Regions from separate parts of the Homo sapiens genome. Here region 2 is linked to region 1. A link is a contact called in ENCODE Hi-C or POLR2A ChIA-PET data. All regions are on one chromosome and are shown on one strand. The core of a region is the stretch at or near the end of the contact, and the rest is flanking DNA. Distances in the headings are between cores, read along the strand shown. Region 1 overlaps ZDHHC14 (zDHHC palmitoyltransferase 14). Region 2 overlaps ZDHHC14 (zDHHC palmitoyltransferase 14).

The links. Hi-C counts contacts between places; a loop is a spot of excess contacts on that map. ChIA-PET counts read pairs that join two places held with the same protein, here RNA polymerase II (POLR2A). Pooled maps may share reads with other maps.
Region 2: a pooled map shows a loop between it and region 1 (4-fold over the local background). The contact joins two enhancer-like sites. A Hi-C loop is called at or near these places in 1 of 168 maps with a recorded cell type or tissue (gastrocnemius medialis) and 4 of 50 pooled maps. POLR2A ChIA-PET finds 5 or more read pairs at or near these places in 1 of 52 experiments (activated CD4-positive, alpha-beta T cell).

The regions. Positions count from the first base shown.
Region 1 is chr6:157,426,554-157,429,975 of GRCh38, forward strand. The region is part of intron 1 of ZDHHC14 (zDHHC palmitoyltransferase 14); the gene reads left to right. Among named protein-coding and RNA genes, the nearest start is that of ZDHHC14, 47 kb to the left of the region's middle. Within about 2 kb of position 1,963, at least 4 of the 41 ENCODE cell types and tissues checked have a DNase peak (open chromatin) inside an H3K27ac peak, as active enhancers do.
Region 2 is chr6:157,548,748-157,551,869 of GRCh38, forward strand. The region is part of intron 2 of ZDHHC14 (zDHHC palmitoyltransferase 14); the gene reads left to right. Among named protein-coding and RNA genes, the nearest start is that of MIR3692, 21 kb to the left of the region's middle. RefSeq lists a silencer at 1,416-1,616. Within about 2 kb of position 1,509, at least 6 of the 41 ENCODE cell types and tissues checked have a DNase peak (open chromatin) inside an H3K27ac peak, as active enhancers do.

The sequences.
Region 1 (3,422 bases), core at 713-3,212:
AGGATGTGTGGGTCTGGCACCCAGAAGAGAGGGTAGCCTGGTGCTTGACACTGGGGAAGCCCTGGCTGTGGGTTTGGATGAGGAGAATCCTGGGAGAAGGTGGAAGAGCCGATCAGAAGGGGATGCTGGAGGAAAACAGCGGTCAGGTGTGTGGGAGGGAACAGAAAGGATGGGGAGCTGGAAGCCGCACTAGGAGGGAGTCAGGCCACGGGAGAGGGGCCAGCGTGAGGTTCTACAGAGCTCAGGAGAGAAGCCGGGAAGCCGTCTCACCTTTGGCCATTGGGAGGCCGTTCACCTCCATAAGAGCGTTTTCCGTGGAAACGGAGACTTCATTGTAGTGGGTTGAAAAGTGACAGCTGGGGCTGAGGGACCAGGAAGTGGGCGCATCCATTGCAGACGGCCTTTCTATAAAAGGCAGCTGTAAGGGAAGGAGAACTTAAGATAGTGTCTGGAGGAGAAGGTAGGTGAGGAATCGGTCTAGAGGAAAAGGAGGAGAGGCACGGTGCGAGCTGGGGTGGCAGGGGAGCAAGGGCCCCAGGGAGAAGAGAGGGAAGGAAGAGGGCGTGCAGGGCGGAGGGACAAGGCTCAGGCGTAGACCTGGAGGGGCATCGGGCCTGGGAGCACAGGAGGAAGGAGGAAGGGCGGGTGGAGGGGCAGCTGTGGGAGGGCTCGCCTCATGCCCTTGGTTTATCTGTGTTCAGAAGCCAGTGTGATGGTTGATTTTAAACATAATACAGCAAGTGGGCAGAGATGTGAGGGTTGGGGTCTCAGCGTTTGGAAATGTCACTCAGTGAAATAGGAAGGGAAAGTGTCTACAGAGATGCGCAGGATGCAGGGCCCCGAGGACTGGAGGGCATTTATGTTTTGGGGAATCTGCTTCCCACTCTGCTTTCTCCAGCAGGGCCTACCAGCATGGGTTGGCGTGGGGGTGAGGATGGTTGGCTGGGTTCACTCAGGGTTGGAGTTTAACAGAGCAAATGCAGGACCAGGAGGCTGGAAAGTCAACAGCAATGGCAAAAGGGAAACTGATGTGATAAATCACGGGGTCCAGGCTGGCAGAGATATGAGAGGAGAACAGAGGGGCCCGCAGGCAGAGGAACGTGAGTATTGAGATGTCGGCATGGGAGGTGGCTTGGATTTTCTTTTCAGAAATGGCAGATGCGCTAGGGCTGTTCCTCCTGGAGTAGTGGGAGTCAGAAACACACTGTGAGATTGACCACCTTCCATCGGAGTGTGGAAACAGGTTTTCATCAAGATCCTTTCCATGACATTGTGGCCCCCAAGGACAATGGAATGGTGGGGCTCTAGTCTTCATCTTTTCTCAGTAACAGCATAAAGGATGAATCTAATAAATCACAATAAAACTTTTATTGTGATTAGAGGAATATTGGGCTCCTGGAGGGCTGTTCTGTCATTGATATGTGCTGTGTTCACTTATCCATGTGAAGGAGGAATAGGGATCGTGAATAGAGGAATATCGGGTTCCTGGAGGGCTGTTCTGCTGTCGATATGTGCTATCTTCAGCACCTTATTCAACCTCAATATTTTCTGCCAGCAAAACTGTTGAGAAGGGGAGGAGAGTGCCGCAAAGGCAGTGTGCTGACACGACCTAAGCCCTGGCACAGTCATTTTGGTGTTTGCATGGGTGGCAGCAACACAGTAGGAAGATAAAGGGCTGCACACACACCACAGAGACCCTGCCCACTCCCACCCTCCGGTGCCCCGACCTTGCCAGCTCCTCTGCCATAGAAATCCTCTCAGGAAAGTGGACTGGATTTGCCAAGCAGGGTAGTGTTTTTCTAAACCAGTGATCTGGGAACTGGTATTCGTCTAAAATTAGCCTGTGAAAAGATAAGCTTTAATATATGTCATTAGGTGGAATGACAAGTAATTGAGAGTAAAAATTCCCATTAAAAAAAAAATCTCCGGCAAACAAGGTCATCTTACATAAAAGGGTACTGTGACTTTTTCAGCTGCTTTTTATAGCGGTGCCCTCTGAAACTAGTGGCCTGTTACGCCTTGTGGAAGGGCACCCGAGAGAGGCGCATTCCTGCTTAGCGAGTCCCCCCGCCCGCCCCACCCCGCCCCTAGCCCCCGAGCACAGGTGGCTGGGGTCTCAGGCCAGATTGCTTATGTGCTCACTAGCAACCTTCCCAGTATAAAATGGAAGTCTGATCGAGTCAATTACAGTGCATTGTTAGTCGTTACCTGTTCTGGTTGTTGCTCCTTACATAAAGTTTAATCTCTTTGGTTTGTTCTGAGCAGTCAGAGGTCTCAGCTCCCAGCCAGTGCTTGGTGCTTTCTTCGTTACTGTGAGCCCTCTACTATGATTTCACTCGAGTGACATTTATAGCCATGTACCTGGTTGACAGGAACAGTGAGTCACGGTTTTCCACATTCAGCACCTTTGATTCCTTCCCTTCAAGGGATGATGAGCTTGTGAGTGTGTTTGCGATGAGTGATTTTATCATTGAAATGACTGGAACCTGCAAGTCTGAGTCAGCTCACCCTGCATGGATGGTGGGGGCGTGGGGGAAGGGAACGGCCTAGGATCCACTAATTCTTTGAAAACATTTCTGGGGGACAGGCTCCATGGATCTGTGCAGTGATCATCTCGGCATGGGCGTCGAGACTTTTAGGTCAGCATTTTTCCCACTGAGAGGTGTAATCCATTACTAGGTCATGAAATCAACTTACTAGGTTGCTGGTCAGAATGGAGAATAGAATAGAAACAGAGTAGAATGGAAAATAGAGTACGTCTCCTTTGATAAGCATTGGTATTGTTTTGTGAAACTTTTGTTTCAGTTTAGTAGACTGTGATATAAAAATGAATTTATTGCTGTGGTTAATGGTCCAAAAACTTTGCACATCACTGCCCTAGATGGATGGTAAGTCTTTAACTGATGAGTTCCTTGGGTGGGTATTGAGGATGATTGACTCATTTTTGTATGCCTTTGCCTCTAGCTGTATGTAGCATATATTAGAGGCTCACTAGCTGTTTGTAGAAGGAAGGTAGGAAGGAAGGAAGGGAGGGAGGGAGGGAGGGAGAGAAGGAGGGGAAGGAAGGAGGGGAAAGAAGGAAGGAGAGCAAGGAGGAAAGAAATAAAGAAGGAAGGAGGGAGATCCGATTTTACAGACTTGAAGGGCTGGATAAAGCAGGCCTGGAAATCATATTTCATCTCTCAATATCATTCCAGGATCTCAGCAGCCATCTGTCTTCTCCTCCCTTTTCAAAACCTCCTCCTAAGTGATCTGGAAAGGGAGTTGAGGAAGTCTCCCATATGATGGCAAGAGACAATGGAGGTAACCAGCTCCAAACCAGCAAGCCAGAGTTCAGGATGATAGAGAATCTTCAGGAGGGAAGGAGAATGGCTAAGAAAATTGCTGTCTCTGAGCAGTGCCAGGGTTAATGGAATCTCTAC
Region 2 (3,122 bases), core at 259-2,758, 120 kb after region 1:
TGGCCTGTTCTTGACCGTCACTGTGATGCCGCCTCAGTAGCCTTTGGGCTTCCTCCTTCACTACCAGCTTAAGCACTTACCTGTGACCATGAAATGAAATATTCCTCGTGCTTTTACCATGTGTCTGTGTGATGGGTCTGCTGGGCCCTGATGAACAGGCCAGACAGTGTTCATGGCTGTTGTTGATGAAGCGTCTCTCCCCGTGTAGGATGTGGCCGCGGCATTTGCCCACCATCTGTATCCTGTTATACCTGTGAGGATGCCAGTGCTTGGGAGGAAAGGGGTTTGCCAGAGGTCACTTGGCCAGAGCTGGGAGTCCAACACCTGCCTATCTGATATCACAGCGTGTGCTCTTACCCGCTGCACAGTGCTGCCCACCTCCTGCTGCCTGAGGAGCCAGGCCCTGAGGAAGCCATGCTTGGCTCCCTGGAGCAGTGGCACTTCCCCTTCCCATGGACCACATCCTCTCTCCCCGGTACAGCCTCGAGCTTCGAAACAGAAAGCCGAGCCTAGTATGCCGCGGCCGGCGGGCTTGGTTCTCAAATCCTGGGCTCCAGTGGGTGTAGCAGGAAGAACTTCGGGGAATTTCCAGACAATCTAACTCCCCTCTTGGAGCTTCTTGAAGATTCAGGGGCCTTTTTCTAGTGGGACGCTCACTGATGTCTAGATGTTCCGTGATGTTTGAGGCAAGGGAGAGTGGGGGAGTCCCATCGTGCCGGACATACCTTCTGGAAGAGACAAAGGCTTCTAAAAAGGTACATCCTAGAAAAAAATGTAGCTTCCTTGTCTGGGGGAAGTGCCAGAACCATCTAGAGTGCATGGATGCCAGGAAGTGGGGCAGTGAGACTCCTGCACAAGGTCAGGGTGGCAGCTCGGGATGTCGAGATTCCGATGTCCCTTTAACAAGAAACCCCAGCCTGGGAGAACTGGAAACCAGATGTCACAACTCAAAATTATGGTATTTGGGGAAATACCACAAGATTTTGAAGGGTCTGATTCTAAGGGAAGGAGGGAGCCAGAGATGTTTTTCCACAGGATTTGGAAGGATGTGTGGTTTTCATCCAGGACATTCAAGGAAGCCAGTGTTATTTATTCTTCCTATGGAAATCCAAACTTGTGGGAATGTACCATGTGTTGGAATTGAAGCCATTGTCTGATGCAAACATATTTCCGTGATTTTGAAGTTGGCGACATTACTATACACTGATTGGCATGGGGACTTAGGAGGACAGCTCCAGAAAGCTGTCTTGTAGCTCCTGTCTCCTGGTGGACGTCCTTCACAGAATTGTCTTCTTGGTCCTCTAGAGAGCTTTGTGGGTGGAAAGTGGCATTTTCCTCCTTACAGGAAGAGAAATTGAGAGAAGGGGGTTATTTCACTTGATGAGATCACACTTTGGTGCTCAGCCTGCACTGAGCCTAGGAGTGTGAATTCCTAAGTTCACATAGGCATTCTAGAGAGACCACAGCATCACATAGTCATTCTAGCTAGCGACCGCAGCATCACACAGACACTCTAGAGAGACCACAGCATCACAAGACACGCTAGAGAGACCACAGTGTCACACAGGCATTCTAGAGAGACCACAGCGTCACACAGGCATTCTAGAGAGACCACAGTGTCACACAGACATTCTAGAGAGACTGCAGTGTCACACAGGCATTCTAGAGAGACCACAGTGTCACACACACGCTCTAGAGAGACCACGGCATCACACAGGCACTCTAGAGAGACCACAGCGTCACACAGGCACTCTAGAGAGACCACAGCGTCACACAGGCACTCCAGAGAGACCACAGTGTCACACAGACACTCTAGAGAGAACACGGTGTCACACAGACACTCTAGAGAGAACATGGTGTCACACAGACACTCTAGAGAGACCATGGTGTCACATAGGGATTCTAGCGACCACAGTGTTTCCCCTCCTGAATGTCCCTCTTTGTGTAGTTTGTGTACCTGTGTAAAGATGTGAAATCTCCTCTGTAGAATTGATGAACTCCTCCCTAAAGCCAGGATACCACTTCCTTTCAGGTAAGGGGAAGTCTATCTTTCTCTTACTGCACCAATGTCACTTTCTTTAGAGTTTGTGTTGAGCTGGCACGATGATGGCGTACAGCAATGTTGACATGCTCTGCTAAAACACAGAATATACTGTGATTATAATCAGTTCTTATATACAGGGCCATGGAAGGGGAAGGATGATGGCATAACCAGGGTGAGGAGAAGGTCATCCTGAGGGCAAGGAACACAGAGGTTGTGGTGTAGTGGGGAGTAAAGGACCAAGTGGCATGAAGAGGATGGAAAACTTGGGACCACATGCATGGTTCAAGAATACAGTCAAAGCATGGAGAGAGTGGTCTGGAGCATGTTAGTGAAAATTCCAGGCCCACCCCTACCCAGCCAAGGGCATCAAGAGAGGTGATGACTTGTGGGTCTGTCCATCTCTCACAACAGCTTTCCGTGTCCCCTCCCTTCCTCCTGGGGTGCTGGCCACTGCAGGGCTCTGAGTCATGGGACATTCCAGCTTAAAGGGACCTCAGCAGTCATGGAGGTCACCCTGGACAACTCCTTTGGTTTACAGATGAGTAAACTGAGGCTCAGAGACAGGTGTAACTCCACCCACTGACAACAGAGCCAATCAGTGACAGGCCTGGGACCCTGGCATGGGGTCTGGTTCCAAGTCCAGGTATATATAGCCCTCCTTTAACTTCCTGGCTCCTGAAACAGAATATCTAAATCTTTGCTACTCAAACTGAGGCCCATGGAAGAGTAATGTCAGCATCGCCTGGGAGTTATTAGAAATGCAGACTCTTGGGCCCTGACTCACCTGGTAAATCAGAATCTGCATTGCAACAAGACCACAGGTGAGTCACCTGAATGTGAGAAGCACAGCCCTGGGGCCTTTCCACGTCCCTCCTGTGACCTTCCTCTACAGCATAGCCTCTGCTTCCTCTCCACTGCAACTCCCAGGACTGTCGTATTTTCAGGAGTTTTGCTAGCTACAAGTTCCTCTACTTTGAGCGTTCTGTTTAATCACCTCCCTCCCTGCAGTGCCTGTGAGATAAATAGCGTCTTATTCCTTATTATTACATATTTAAAATAGCCATATGAACTTAGTCTA